2 separate regions of the Mus musculus genome follow, and region 2 is linked to region 1. Evidence: chromatin loops called from intact Hi-C (ENCODE). Cell type or tissue: heart. All regions are shown on one strand.

What was found. Hi-C counts contacts between places; a loop is a spot of excess contacts. Peaks named below come from ENCODE experiments on the same cell type or tissue, not always from the same donor. Only the 100,000 strongest peaks of a DNase experiment are listed, where the experiment ranks them.
Region 2: a loop joins it to region 1, with 2.4 times the contacts of the local background. A loop is called at or near these places in 2 of 42 quality-filtered maps.

Annotation. Positions count from the first base shown.
Region 1 is chr4:119,663,138-119,671,137 of GRCm38, reverse strand. It overlaps Gm35761 (a long non-coding RNA gene), which reads right to left. Exons shown (of 6, transcript XR_868074.3): 6 at 7,378-8,000. Among named protein-coding and RNA genes, the nearest start is that of Guca2b, 8.2 kb to the right of the region's middle. In heart, a CTCF peak has its summit at 3,542 (motif pointing right); DNase peaks (open chromatin) are centred at 4,857 and 7,937; H3K27ac peaks cover 2,892 bases.
Region 2 is chr4:119,486,315-119,494,314 of GRCm38, reverse strand. It overlaps Rimkla (ribosomal modification protein rimK-like family member A), which reads left to right and starts at 1,717. Exons shown (of 5, transcript NM_177572.4): 1 at 1,717-2,018. The coding sequence starts at 1,856. In heart, a CTCF peak has its summit at 3,307 (motif pointing right); a DNase peak (open chromatin) is centred at 1,664; H3K4me3 peaks cover 1,340 bases; H3K27ac peaks cover 1,005 bases; H3K27me3 peaks cover 1,524 bases.

The DNA of each region.
Region 1 (8,000 bases):
TAAACTTCATGGTAGTGCTTCACCTGTCAACCGCTCAGCAACATCCCTTCACTCCCAGTTTGCAAAGGGCTAAGCTGGTCGCCTGGTGCCTGAGGCACACAACCTACAAACTCAAGCCCAGTGGCAGACAACAAGCATCTGAGTGGGCGCAGGCGCCCTCTGGGCAAGCTTGCAGGCCTGGCACACTCTGGGCCTGCAGGCTGCACAGCTGGGGTCCTGTGGCTGCATCCATGTGTCTTCCCTGCTCTGGTGAACTGTCAGGAATGTCTGAGTAAAGGTGGCAGAGGTGGCAAGATATCTCAAGAGAGATGCTTGGAAGAGCCACGCGCCATAGCAGTGTGAGATCAGCTCCATATCTGGGGCCACTAACCAGTCCTTTACAGAGGGAGCTCCAAGATGTTGTGCAGTAGACACGGCTGTGGAACAAAGAAAAGAGGATCCTCTAATACATCCGCTGGCACTGGCACTGGCACTACCCAAATATGCAGATTTGGCAACCTCAAACTGAAAATCAAATATTAACCCCTTTCTTCCCTCCCTCAAGTTGCCTTTGTCCGCTATTTTGCCACTGTGATAAAAAATAATAATAATAAAAATAAAAGTAGCGAAGTCTCCTTCCTGACCACAGACTCCGCTCCTCCAAGCTGGGTGTTGATGCTGACAGACTTGGCAGTCAAGCCACCCCACTCTCCCTAGGCGGAGCCTGGGAGGGGGATTCCCAGCAGGTTCTGCCCGCCCCCCCTCTCTGCTGACACCCCAGGAGCCCGCTCCTCGGGGAAGCAGCAAATCTGCCTGCCTGTCAAGCCTCTCTCCAGAAAGCTACAGCATGAGGTGAATGCCAATGGTCCCCACCAGGGAAAGGGGTGGAAACGACAGAGAATTCTGCTTACAGTTCAGATTCAATATTTGGGAGGAATAATCCTGAAATAAGAGCTTGCCTGATTTCTCTCCCAGGCCCATGAATGCTTCATTAGCTGCTACTTGACACTGATGGCTTAGTCTGATTGGCTTTATTGTGGAGTTGGACTCTAAGAAGTCCCCAAGACAGAGCAATCAAGTTTCACAATGGTCACAACTGCAGATTTGACAGCATGCACCGCAGCTGTGCAGGGGAATTTGTGTTGCGGCCCCTCCTCCTGTGCTCAGTCTTGCTTGGCAACCCAGGCCCCTGACTCAGCAGCTAGTGGGTTTCCTCAACCATTCCGACCGGGTACTGCTGCACAAAGAACTTCAGACTCCAGGCAGCAAAGATACTATGGGTTGTGGGCATGGGTAGGGTCTCCTGGATGCTGGGCTCTCTGAGAAACAAGGAAGTAAACCTGAACCCCACAGATGATGGAGTCTCACTGTGGGTGGGGAATCCCACTAGAAATGGATATGATAAACACGGTGGGGTGGGTGACACTCCACTTCCATGGTAGGGCCGACATTGCTAGAATTCCCAAGGGGCACCTGGAAATGGCCCTACAGTCTGGGCTGGCTTTAAGACTAAACCCCAAAACAACCCCAGGCCTGAGACAGCAGCTGTGGCTGGAGGGGAAGCGATAGCTTCTTTCCCCTTCATTGGGTCCCCCCACTTCCTGAGCACCCCCACTCAGCATGCCTCAGCACCTGTGTAAGTCACCTCTGCCTCTGCCACGTCTTGTCCTCATCTGACCCCCTCCACCACAGGCCTTCTGCAAGCATGTCTGAGCCCTGGTGCCCAATGTAAGTTCAGAGCCTGATACATGTTTGCTGGCTGAACACAAAATGGAGCCTGGCGGTATCATATGCGGGTGGCAGGAGAGTCACATGAACCAACATCTGTGTCACACCTCTTTGAGGGTGCAAGAATCCAGGTCCTTTTGCGGGGCATATTCATGCACTAGAAGGATCTCCTCCTTCCCTCATTATTGTGTGAGCCCCTAGAAGGGACATCTGGAGGGTAAGAAGATGCAGGAACGGCTGTCAAAGATCTCAAAGCCCAGCCGGGAGAACAGGGTCCGTGCCATTGCCACAGCTGCCTGTGTGGTCTCTAGTAAGTCATTTACCTCCTTGTGGACATGTCCTCCATACACAGGGAGCATTCTGTGCCACCTCTGATGTGCGAAGAATCTGTGCGCTCAAAAGAGGACTTCCCATGAGGCGTTGGAGTCAGTGCTCACAGCCTATCCCCTCACTGCCCTGCTTCCTGGTCAGGGGCACGGCTTCCATCTATCATCAGAGGGAACTGAAGCTCAAAGAAGGAGTGGCTCCTCCATAATTCCACAGCAGTGGGACTTCACCTCTGCCTGATGCCAGTCACAGCCTCCAGACAGCTGCTGGGCACAGGCAGGGTGGTTGGAGAAGAGGGGAGAGGATGTCCCCATGGACCGTGGGGATCTATCAGAGGATGTTCCCATGGACAATGCAGCTTCCACCAGCGAACCAGCTTCCAGACGGTGGTGGCAGGCCTGCCTACCTGTAAGGCTCCAGCCCCAGACTTCAGTACCATGCCCCACCATCAGATCAGCCTTCCTCCAAAGCTACCTGCATAGAAGAGACCTCTGCTCTCACCTACTCTCCTCTACAGTTCAGCCCATATGGCTTCACCTGCATCTCCTACACACACACACAGACACACACACACACACAAACACACACACAACACACACAACACACACACTCACAACACAAACACACACAACACACACTCACAACACACTCACACACACACACAACACACACACACACAACACACACTCACAAACACACTAGTACACAAAGACTCCAACACACACATTCCCATGCACTACTCCCTCAGTATCCGCCCGCATTTGTGCTCACACTCATCCACACTCTCACACATGTAGCACACACACATCATTCCTACACAGGCATGGACACACACATGCTCCTATACAGGCATGCCCAGTACTCTCACATGCATGTTTGCACGTTCCCAAACAGGTTCCCACAAGGGTTTGGCAAAGTACATGCATCCTCACACGCAAATGCAAGCCGTCACACCCCATACCACAAGCATGCACAAACACGCACATTCACATACACACACGCCACATATACATATATACCACACATACATATACACCACACACAAAGACCACACACATACATACACATACACTACCATGCCACATGCACATATAAGCACACACACACACCATAATCACATCTGCCACCTATCACAGTAGAGGAAGCCAGAAACACAGAGAGTGGCTGAGTCAGAGGCCCTCACTGCCTCCCCAATACTGCAGTTCTCATTAGGAAAATCTGGGCTCTCAAGTCATCCCTTGCCTGCCCCAGACTCAATATCGGCATCAGGAGGCCAGTGCAGCCTCTGCCTTTTCAGTGGCCCAGCCCTGCTGACCTCAACATCTACCACCTAAAGGCACCAGCAGGGGCTTCCCCTAAAAGGGCTCACACATTTCTCTGACAGCACCTTAAAGGAGCACCACTAATGAAGGCTGCCCTATTGTGTGGGTAGGATGCCAAGGCAGAAATAGCTAACAGGGCAGTAACTCAAAGAGACGCCTCATTCGTTCTCCTGCAGTGTTCCGTGTTCATCACAAGGGGGCAGCCTTGACCCACTTCCCATGGTTGCCAATTATCCAACCCATCCTCCCCCCTACTAAAACGAAGGAAGACCTTGAACCTAGAGAGAATATAAATAAACCTGAAAGGTGTGTGTGTGTGTGTGTGTGTGTGTGTGTGTGTGTGTGTGTGTGTGTGTGTTATGTATGTGTGAACATGAGTGTATCTGTGTTTTTGTGTACGTGTGGTGTGTGGTACATATGTATGTGTGTGTGTATTTGTGTGTGTGTGTGTGTGTGTGTGTGGTATATATGTATGTGTGATGTGTGTGTGGTATGTATATGTGGAGTGTGTGTGTATTTATATTTGTAGTGTGTTTGTATTTGTGGGGTGTGTGTGTGTGTGGTGTATATGTATGTGTGGTGTGTGTGTGTGTTTGTATTTGTGGTGTGTGTGTGTGTGTGTGTGTGTGTGTGTGTGTGTGTTATGTATGTGTGAACGTGAGTGTGTCTGTGTTTTTGTGTACGTGTGGTGTGTGGTACATATGTATGTGTGTGTGTATTTGTGTGTGTGTGTGTGTGTGTGTGTGTGTGTGTGTGTGTGGTATGTATGTATGTGTGATGTGTGTGTGGTATGTATATGTGGAGTGTGTGTGTATTTGTATTTGTAGTGTGTTTGTATTTGTGGGGTGTGTGTGTGTGTGTGTGTGTGTGGTGTATATGTATGTGTGGTGTGTGTGTGTGTTTGTATTTGTGGTGTGTGTGTGTGTGTGTGTGTGTGTGTGTGTGTGTGTGTGTGTTAGGGCATTCTGTCAGAGGAAGACACAGATTAAATGAGGATCAGAGTAACTGTTAATGCTGGGGCCACAGTTTGCTTCTGGGTTTCCTGGCAGCCATGGCAAAAGTAAATCTATCTTTTAGGCCGCCTGCTCTCTGAGGGGCTGCTGGGAGGCCTGCCACAGTGGTCTCTACAGCTCCCTACAGGGTCTTTCAGGGCAGCACAGTTCGGGTGCTGCATCCACACACACACCCCGCCTAATTACCCTTTGATTTAAAGTGTCTAATAAACACTCTCTTTTTTTCTGCCAGATTTTTTTCCTAAGCGCATTCTAATCAGATGTTCATGTTGGCTGTCCTCAGAATCCATCTTCTAAGGTCACCAGTGACTTCATGTTCTCTAACCCAGGACTTCTTGGCCAGAACTTTTCTAGTGTCAACTACAACCTTTGTCCCAGCTGGTACATTCGCCTTCCTAAATTACATTCTTCTTCTGGATCAGCGAACCTTGTGCTCGGCTCCACCCACTCCTTCTCCCCAACCCCGCTGGTCCTTCTCCAGGGCTTTCAAAGCCAGGGACACAGAGCTCCACGCAGCAGATACACCCTGGTGACATTTCTATCTCTGCTCACATGTCTGACGGGTGTCTCAGACTTAACGCTGTCAGAATGGCACCTGCTCCCCAATCTTCCCAGTTCTTCCTGCGTCTCATCTGTCAAGGGCAGCATTTGCTGTTTGACTCGGGATGACCTTAGCTTCGTCCTGGGCTCCTTTCAATCTTTATTCACAGGCACACAGAAAATCCCATAGACTCTGACTTCAAAGACTGGCGTCTAGGACCCAGTCACTCACTGTTCTCGCCTCTCCTGCCCAGGTAGCCACTGGTTCTGCAACGTGGCTCTCACTGCAGTTATTTGTCATGCCTCTTACAGCAAAACTGCCATTGGGAAATGCTTGTCATTAAACCATTGAGAGGCCCAAGTCTTCGATGCGCATGGCATACAGAGAGGATCGGTTTCTGGGAATTGTTTTGCAATTATGAAAATAATAACATTTTCTGAACAACCTCCATGTGCCAGGAAGAGCTGCACAGATGACTGTGGCTTCTGAGAGGCGAGGAGCTCCGGGGACTAAGCACACATTCATGGGGAGAATTGAATGTGTTTGTACACTCAGCGCTTCAGGTATTTGCTGAGCACTGATCATGTGCCAGGCATTGTTCTGGGAGAAGACAAACAGTCAAGTTATTAATTCTAACATCTTATGTCACAACAGAAAGATGTGGGGTGGATGGATGGGCGGATACGATGGATGGATGGATAGATGGATGGATGGCTACAAAGAGAGATAGACAGATGATGGATGAATAGATAGATAGACAGATGGATAGATAACAGGTGCCACAAGCAAATTCAGAGAAAGCTTTCAAGATGGGAGGGTCAGAAAGATCTCTCTGAGGGAGTGATCTTTGAGCTTGAGCAGAGAGCTGGGTAAAGAGCAAAGACCTGAGGTGAGAGAGCTTTGATGAGTTTTTACAATGTTCAGTGTGGTAAGAAAAAAGAGCCCCAGAGAAACTGGAAATAGGAGCAGACCTCCACATACTAAAGGCTACATGGCAAATTTAATAGTCTGTACTATACTAAATGGGGGGCTCTGCAGGCATTTCCTCTAGGATCTGGGATTCTCATGGTGCCCAGTCTCTCTGCTCGTATTCACTGCAGTACCTGACCTGCCAGGAGGAGATCAACAAGGTCAGAAATAGAAACCAAAGGCATTCAAGCAGGAAAAGGGAGAAATCACTTGTTCCTATTTGCGATGACATGATCCTAAACTGAAAAAAGCCCTAAGACCTCACCAGAAAACTCTTAGACCTGAAAATCACTTTCAGCAAAGCAATTAGACACTACCAGTATATAAAACTCAGTAGTTTTTCTATAAACTTTTCTATAAACCGAGAATGAATTCTCTGAAATCAGAGAGGGAAATTTCATTTGCAATAGTTTCCAAAAAAAAAAAAAAGAAAAGAAAAAGAAAAAGTCCCTAGGAGGTGAAAGACCCCCACAATGAAAACTTTAAGCTACTGAAAAAAGAAATTAAAGAAGACCGTAGAGGATGCAAAGAGCTTCCGAGCTCGTGGGCTGTCAGGATCAATGTCAGGAAGATGTTTGCATGACTGAGCCCAATCCAGACTCAGTGTAAGACCATGAAAATCCCAGTGGGATTCCACCGTGAACTAGAAAAAAAAATCCTAAAATTCATATGGAAGTAAAATCGATCCTTAGCAGACAGCAGCGCAGGAGGGACCACAATGCCTGATCTGGAATTATATTACAGAGCCATAGTAACGAGCAGTGTAATGCTGGCACAAAAACCAATCCAGACCAGTGAGCCCCATGGAGTGTCCAGCACAAAACTCATACAGTGAGAGATGCCTAAAGTTGTCAAAACATACACTGGAGAAAACTCAGCTTCCTTGGCACCGGGTTGCTGGGAAAAGTGAAACCAGACCCATCGCTCTCTTGCCCGGCACAGCAATGAAGTCAAAGTGGATGGGAGATCCTAATGGAAGTCCTGAAATTCTGAAACTGTGTGAGGACATGAGATGATTAAACCATTTTAAGATAGCAAAGGGGACTCCACCAGCACAGGAAATAATCCTAACAACCTGCAAATGGGGTTCAGATGGAAAAGGCTTAATTCATGAAGCCAAGATGCTTTTGCATCGACAACAGCCTGAGTGAAGAGACAGAGGGGGGGGGGAGCTATCTGCTCATCACATAGGGTATTAATGTACAGGAGAATGCACAACTGTAAAAACTGAACACTAACTAGGTGAACTCTGGAGGAGATATAGGTGGATCTCTGTGAGTTTGAGACCAGCCAGGTCTATATAAGTTCCAAGCTAGCCAGGACTGCATAGTGAAACCCTGTCTCAATACACGGGCACGTGTGCGCGCGTGCGCGCGCACACACACACACACCAAAATAAACCATTCTCATATCAATAAACAATCTAATGAGCTGAATGGAGATTTCTCAAAAAGAAATATAAATGGCCAATAAATACTTGAAAAAAGTGTTCCGTATCACTAGCCATCAGGGAAATGCAAATCTGAACTGTTTGAGAGTCTCTCACTCTAGACTCTAGGCTATGCTGTGGGGAAAGAGGAAGTCCTGTTCACTGCTCATGGGTGTGTGAACTGGTGCAGTGCTATGGCAGCCAGCATGTAGGCTCTTCAAAGAACAAGAACTGACCCACCATGGGACCCAGCTGTACCACTCACTCTTGAGTATATACCGAAAGGACTCTTCGTTGATGCACCGCAGAGATACACGTGTGTCCACTGTTGCAGCTGCACTGCTGGGGCAGTCAGGAAGTGGAAGCAGCCACAAGGAGAGCATAAGAACAAGGACACGTGTATATAAAGATGCCACTGTTAATAAAACATAATTTGATGTGTTTAGGGGGGGCATGGAAGCAAGAGGGTTGATGAAGCCCAAAGAGTAAAGAGCAAAATTTTGGAGCTCAAGTCAAAGATGAAGAGGATGTGCCCGCGGGAAGCCACGGCTGGAAGGAAGCGTGTGGATTGGCTGAGTGGGAAGTGGGAAGCTGTGTTTAGTTGGAGCAGAGACAGCCATGCTGTGACTCAGATCCTCATGGGTCATGCTGACTGATGTGTGGGGAAAGGCCAGCAGAGGGGTAAGTGTGGG
Region 2 (8,000 bases), 180 kb after region 1:
TAAAAGAGTAAAAAGAAAAAGAAAGGAAAAGGAAAGAAGGAAGAAATGCGTTAGGGAGAGCAAGAGGGCTGACTGAGTAGAGGTGTTGCTGGACAAACCTAGTTACCATGGAGAGAACCCATTCCCAAAAGTTGTTCTGCACACCCTGCAAGCTCCTTCTGGCATTCACGTGACCCTGTGCTTCAAACACACATCGAAGATGCACAAAACATCATTTAAACCGGGTGGTGGTGGAGCACACCTTAAATCACAGCACTCGGGGAGCCAAAGGCAGATCTCTGTAATGAATTTGAGACTAACCCGGTGTCTTAGTTAGGGTTTTACTGCTGTGAACAGACACCTTGATCAAGGCAAGTCTTATAAAAAAACAACATTTAATTGGGGCTGGCTTACAGGCTCAGAGGTTCCGTCCATTACCATCAAGGTGGGAACATGGCAGTATCCAGGCAGGTATGGTGCAGGCAGAGCTGAGAGTTCTACATCTTCATCCAAAGGCTGCTAGTGGAAGACTGACTTCCAGGCAACTAGGATGAGGGTCTTAAGCCCACACCCACAGTGACACACCTATTCCAACCAGGCCACACCTCCAGATGGTGCCACTCTGAGAATATACAAACCATCACATTTACAGAGTGAGTTCCAGGACAGAAACTACACAGGGCTACAGGGAAGCAGGGCTACAGGGAGACAAGGTTACCCAGAGAAACCCTATATTGAAAAAACCAAAATGATGATGATGATGGCGGCGGCGATGATGATTTCAAAAAGATGTTTTAAAGAGCTGGAAACACAACTGGCTAAAGTCAACCCCATAGTTATTTAGAAATGACTAGCTAGGAGCTGTGAGATGGCTCAGAGAGTAAAAGCACTTGCTGCCTAGCCTGACTTTGATCCACATGGTGGGTTTCAGGAGAACCAGATCCTGAAAGTTGTCCTCTGATCTTCACGATCAAGCTGTGGTAACAGGCCACCAGCTCACCTTGTGCACAATAAATAAATAAATAAATAAATAAATAAATAAATAAATACATAAATAAATAAATACATAAATACATACATAAATAAATGTATAATTAATTTATTTTCAAGAACCGAATACCAGGTTTCACGCTATTGTTTGCGGGCAGAATTTGCAAACGGCTAGGACCACGGACAGTATGTACAGAGGACTGAGTTGGAGGGCGGAGGGGAAGTGGGGTGTGGACTAGGAGGAAAAAACGCGCCCTAGGGGTTCCCCTAACTCAATATGGGGGTCTTAACCTGTTTTTATGACACTGGGGTTATGATGGTCAAGCGCTGGTGCAAACTGGGGTGTAAGAAAAGGAAAAGGATCTTCGAATTATCTAAATGAAGTATCTGGTTGCTAAGACCCAACTGCCTCCATCTCCCAGCCAGGCTGCAGGCCAGGATTGGGGCAGACAGATCGCTCTTCTAAGGGTCAAGTCCAGCTGCAGAGCCCCGCCATGTGACCTTGCCAGGCTGGGAGTTGTCTTTGGAAGAGGTTGGTGGTGCAACCAAGACTCGCACTTTTCTCTGGGGGAGCAGCACCGCGCCTACCCAGCCAGTGGCCCATCGGTTCCCGGGGTCGCCCCAGCCCCGCCCGGCCGCCGCAGGCTGCGCAGCTCCGCAGGCTCCGGGCCGGGTCCTCCCCGGGCGTCGCGACGTGCTGATTGGCTGGGCGGAGGCGGCGGAGGAGGCAGCGGAGGCGGCGGCGGCGGCGTCGGCGCGAGGCGATCCGGAGCATTCGCCGGCCGGGTCTGCAGAGGCGGCTGGCGCACGGCGCAAGCAAAGCCGCGGTGCTCGCCTGGGACGCGCCAGGGGGTCGCGCGGGCGAGCGGCCGCAGCTTCGGTCGCCATGTGCGCGCAGGTCTGGCTGCTGACCGACCGGCTCATCCGCGAGGACTACCCGCAGGTGCAGATCCTGCGCGCGCTCCGCCAGCGCTGCTCGGAGCAGGACGTGGGTTTCCGGGCGGTGTTCCTGGACCAGATCGCCGTCACCGTCGTCGGCGGCCACCTAGGTGAGCTCAGCCGGGGGAGGGAGGGAGGGGCACCGGGGTCCCGTGAGCCGGCCGCTCTCCTCCTTGAGCCCGGCTCCGAGGTAGCCCCTCTGCAGCAGCCTGAGGCCAAGAGTAGAGAAGATGCTTAATTCATTTAGGAGATGAGTTAATGGGGCATTCACATTCACCTGAAGCTAAAGGCACCAAACCTCACACTGTAGATTCTCCGAGCACAGGTGGCCTGCCGGATTGGATCCCGAAATTAAAAGAACCAACCCAGAATTCACAAAATTGCTCTTAGGCAGATGTTTGGGAAACTTTTCCAGTGGTATGTATGCTCCAGTGATGAACGCCCTAGGTAGAACACTATTCTCAAACTGGGAGCCTAATTATGGGAGACAGCTGAGAAAGATTGAGATCGTCTCTGGAGGGGAAGGGGCGAGAGGAGACGATTGATGGTTTCCATTAATTTGTCCTCCTCCCAAAGAATGTTTAATTCAGATTCCAAAATAGCCAAGTACTTCCAGGCCTCACTGGTCCCTTCAGTGCCGGGTCCAGGGCAATTGAGGTGGGAGGTTGGGGGAAATGGTTATTATCCCTGACTGCCTATTCAAAGCGTTCTGTTTATTCTTATTATCTTCAATACATGCCTGCTATGTATTGCTAAGCTATCCATGACTTTGGAAACTCGTATTCACTGGCTTACAGTCTGTGTTCTCGGTAAGCCCTCCGAGGTAGCCAGCTATTTCAGGGGGTCCAGGGCTGAGGAGGGTTGGGCCGTCTTGGATGCTTCTTGGAATGTTACCCATATGTCATCTTTAACTGGTTGAGTAGAGTTCCTTCTGCAAGGGTAGGGATTCCACATCCTGAACAGACTACTTACAAGTGAGGTTTTGAGTATGTGTCCCTAAGTGAAATAGCTCAGTTTTGTACATTGTTCATCGGTAGGTGTAGTTAAACCTTACTAGGTTCAAAATGCATATACTTTGGGAGTAGTTATATGCAAGCATTAGACACTCCACATTTCAAGTGGTGTGCTTAAGTGTAAAAATACCATTTTTTAAGTTTGGGTTGCTGAAACCCTCCTGATTGGTTAACGGTGAACGCCATTTCTGAACAGAGAATTTGAAGAACTAGATTCTTCTTACAGCTTTTTTGTTGCCAAATGTCTCGGCTTTGCTTTGTGATAATCACTTTGACTTTGATTTTAGGGTTTGGTTTGGTTTTGCCTTTTCACGGTTAATTTTATGTCTATGGGTGTTTTGTCTCCATGTATGTCTGTACACCATGTGCATGCAGTACCCTCAGACGCCAGATGAGGGCATCATATCCTCTGGGAACTGAAGCTATAGTTGTGAGCCACCATGCAGGCTCCAACCTGGGCCCTCTGGAAAAGCAGCCAGTGTTCCTAACCACTGAGCCCTCTCTCCTGCCCCCATCTCTTTGAATCATGTATGTCATATTTAAGTTGAGATTCTCCAAGCTTGAAAAGCTTTGGGTTCCATATTTAAGTGGAATGATCAGTTATATTTTGGTGATCTAAAACCGGTCATTAATATATACTTGTGTCCATTCCCAAGATGAGTTTCCTTGTTTTCTTTACAGCTTGTAAAAACATCCTTTTGAGAGACGGTAGTCAGATTTTCCTATTGTTTGTCAGTCTTTACGTGTACATCAGCACTTCTGAAGATGTTCTCTCTGAATGTATAAAACTTCGTGTTAAAGAATCAATTGTAAGAAAAGTGAAAATTAAATCGTAATGATTCAGGAAGCACGTAAGCAATTAAGTAGAACTCATGTGTGAAAATGTCTGTGTTCACAAACTAGTCATTTACAAGAAAATCTATATAGATGCTTGATGGATGGATGGAGAAATTGAAGACAGGTTTTTTGGTGTGTGTGTGTTTGTTTGTTTGTTTGTTGGAGACAGGTCTCGCTGGATAGCCTTAGCTGTCCTGGAACTTCCTATGTAGACCAGGCTGGCCTCAACCCCCCAGAAATCGACTTACCTGGCTCTGTGATGGTTATTTTAACTTAGAAGATCTACCCTAACCAACCTGAATTTGGATGGGGCTGGGGCTGGGGCTGGAGCAGTGACCCTCAGGTTACTAAAGCAGTCCTATAGAAAGTCCCCCTTTATACTCTGCTGGCTTAACGTCTTATCTACCTTATTTTGTTCCTTTGAGAATCTGCACGTTGTTTAATCGTTCAGTAAATGTTTATTTCCCTAAACACAAGTGATTCCAAGACCAAAACACATGTAACTAATAGTAACAACTGTAATCACGGAGTCATAGTAATAGGTCCTCACGCCAACTCGCGTGGCTTGTGCTCCGTTCTTCTTACTTATTAATACTCATAAACGTGAGTGAGGTCATTATGCACACAGCACCAGCTGGGAGTTACAGCCGTACTCAGTGGATCCTGCTGTCTTTTCACGCGCCAGTCAACATTGGCTTCACTGTTGTCTTGTGACTCCTGGGCTTCCACTGAAATATCAGTCTGAGGTCCCCATCTGGTTCCCCCCAGATGGTAGAATTCCATTCATCCCTCAAATCTAGCTCAAGTCACTGGTATCTCCTGCGTCATTCCTAAGCTCCCTTCTCTATCCCCATGGAGATATCTTCCACCTGCTACCAAACAACATCAGAGTAGCACCCATTGAAAGTTTATTATAATTGATCTGTGTACAAGGCCTGTATCCGACCCCTCCCCTATCTAGGATTCTCCAAAAAAGATTTTTTTTTTCCCATACCCAGTACATAGTAGGCCTTTGGTAATGTTCGTTACCTAGATTGAAGCATGAGGCTTGTACTGTAAAGCGCACAAGGCCTTTGTGGAGATAGAGACTGTGTTTGGGAGATCATGATTCGATGTGTATGTGTTTGTGGTGAGCTTTTCTGTGAGGACAGGTTTACTAATGACAGTTAAGATCTCTGACCATCCTCCGGTCAGAATTATTAACCAACTCTAGGAAAAGGGAGAGTTATGAAGTCATAATCGGAGACAGAGAAAATGTGTGTGACCTGGCAGAGGGGGCCTTGTAAGCATTGTCTCAGGGAGAGCATGATTCAGCATTCCTGCTGCTCTCAGAGCTTCAGCTCTGGTGGCCTTATGTGTTTATTTATTTATGTTTATGCAGCCCTGGGGATTGAAGCCAGGGTCTTGTACAGGCTAGGCTGCTAGTGATCTCCATCAGTAGCACCAGTGCTATAAAGTACTTTCTAGGTCACGTTCTCTTTTATCTGTGGTTAAAAAGGAAAACATTGAAATCGGGCTTGGTTCACTTGTTAGGCAAGCACCTTGCCACTGTGCTACACGACCAGTCTTTTATTTTTTTATTTTAAGTCAGAGTCTTGCTTTGTTTCCAGTTTAGGCTGGCCTTGAATTCAAGCTCTTTCTAACCTGGACTATGTGAGACCCTGTTTCAAAAGGAAAGTGCACAGGGGTGGGCTTGGGGCTGGGGCTGGCGCTGATCCCAGGGCTGGGGAGGCAGAGGTAGATGGGTCAGTGTGAGTTCAAGACCAGTCTGGTCTCCATCATGAGTTCCAGGCCAGCCAGGGCTACAAGCTGAGTTCCTCAAGACTTCCCCAGCAGCAAGTGACAATTCGGAGACTCTGTGTTGAGGACTGAAGAGGGATGGAGGGTCTTTACTCTCACGCCTTTACCATTACATTTTAATTCACGACACTCCGATGTCTCCATTTTACCCAGTTTGTGTGGCAGGTATCCACTAAGCAGGGTGCCACGACGTAGTGTTCTGGAGATATAGAATGGCAAATAGGAGCAGACGTGGTCTTCACCCTCACAAATTTATGTGTCTTGTGTTCTGTCACCAAGTGTCTGCTGACTGTATGTCAGGTGTTGTTCTAGGTGCCTGAATAAAAGTACAGAAGTCACTGCCTCTCCAGGAGATTATGTTCTATATTGGGGTATAATATAAACAAGGTAAGTAAATGATACAGAGCATTTCTGGAAAAAGCTAAAGGGGAGAAATGGTGGTTTGGTTAGGAATGCCCCCCCAAATAGACTCAAGTGTTCCAATGTTTGGCCCATAGGGAGTGGCATTATTAGGAGGTGTGGCTATCAGGAGGTGTGGCTATCAGGAGGTGTGGCTATCAGGGGGTGTGGCTAATAGGAGGTGTGGCCATTAGGGGTGTGGCTATTAGGAGGTGTGGCATTTTGGAGTAGGTGTGACTCTGTTAGAAGAGATGTATCAGTGGGGGTGGGCTTGGGGATCTTATTAGCTCAAAACCAGGCTGAGTGGCTCACAGTCCTCTCCCAGCTGCCTTGTGGATCAAGATGTAGAACTCTCAGCTCCTTCACCAGCACCACCTCTGTCGGTGTGCCATGCTTCCCACCATGACTGTTAATGGACCAAACCTCTGAAACCAAAAGCCAGCCCCAGTGAAATGTTGTCCTTTATAAGAGTTGCTGTGGTCATGGTGTCTCTAAGACAGGAAGAAAGCAGGAGGTGGAGGTGGAGAATGGCAGTATGAGGGTGACTAGGGTGGTCTCACCCACAGGCAGAAGAAGGTCAGGAAGCGTACAGTTTGCTTAACGAAGGCGCTTCAATGAGGGGCGATAGGATAAGCATTTAGAGGGCAGTTAGGAATTAGCTGGTTTAGGAAAGTGGCAGTTGTAGGTTCTCCACTGAGGGTCTATGACCTCTCTAACCATGGGTAGCTGGCTACAATTATAGTATCAGCCAGGAAGTCCCTCCATTTGAGCAGGCCTTAGTTCCAGTTAGACAGCTGTTAGTTACCCCCAGATAAAGTGGTGCTAGCCCACCCTTGGGACTATCTTGCTGGGCTCCTCATTGTGCTTTGGTGGGCTTTATAGCTGGGCAGGATTATCGGTTGCTTTTCTCCCTTGGCAGCACACAGGACGCCCTCCCGATATCATGAGAGCCAGTCCTCAAGGGAAAGGTATGCAGGTCAGGTCCAGCTCCAGTCTTCTAAATCCTGAAGTACACAGGCTCCTTAGCAATCAGGTCTTACCTTCAAGTTCTGGGAGGCAACCAAGGGCAATGGGAGCAGCCTATGTTGTTTTAGGGGTCTCTTGGAATCTCCTGGTCAACCATTTGAAGGAAGGTTTCCCCTATCTGGCACTGGAGTTTTTGCTAAATAGACTATGGCTCCTGCAGGGAAAGGGCAGACATTATCACCCTATGTGGCCTAACTCCATTTGAACCATATAGATTATATATGTGTTTTTAGGTAAGCTCATAAAACAATGTTTTACTATGGCTTTTCCAAAATCCTTAACATTACTTAGCTCTCTGTCCTCCCTCTCCCTCTGGGTTCTCCTCCCCTCCCCTCCCTTCCACCCCAGGAAGTTCACTGTTTAGCTATAGAGAGTAGACGTGTCCAGGGAGGAAAGAGTGTGGACGAGGCCAGTGTGGAAGAACAGAGGGAGTGTGGGTAGGCATGAGGAGAAGAGGCTGAGGGTTGGGGTTGAGATGAGCAGCTACACAGGGCCTTGAGGGTTGGTGATGGACATTGGCTTCACTCTGGATGATGGAGAGGGTGACAGAGAAAGGATGGGGGGAGGGACAATGCATGGCCGTTCCCAGTGAGAGACACTGTAGTGGTTTTGAGCAGAGCAGGGGGCAGAGTGAGGATACAGTCTGCAAGACGGTTTTGGTAAGGGGTTGGTGGAACATAGGAAGGAGTCAAGGGGAAACTAAGGGTGGAGGCTTCACTACAGGGGGGGACTGTGGCTAAGGATGGGGGGCTTCACTACAGGGGAGGGGACTGTGGCTCAGGATGGGGGCTTTACTATGGGGGGGCTGTGGCTAAGGATGGGGGGCTTCACTACAGGGGAGGGGACTGTGGCTCAGGATGGGGGCTTTACTATGGGGGGGCTGTGGCTAAGGATGGGGGCTTTACTACAGGGGAGGGGACTGTGGCTCGGGATGAGGGGGCTTTACTACGGGGGGCTGTGGCTCAGGGTGGGGGCTTCACTACAAGGGAGGGGACTGTGGCTCGGGATGAGGGAGCT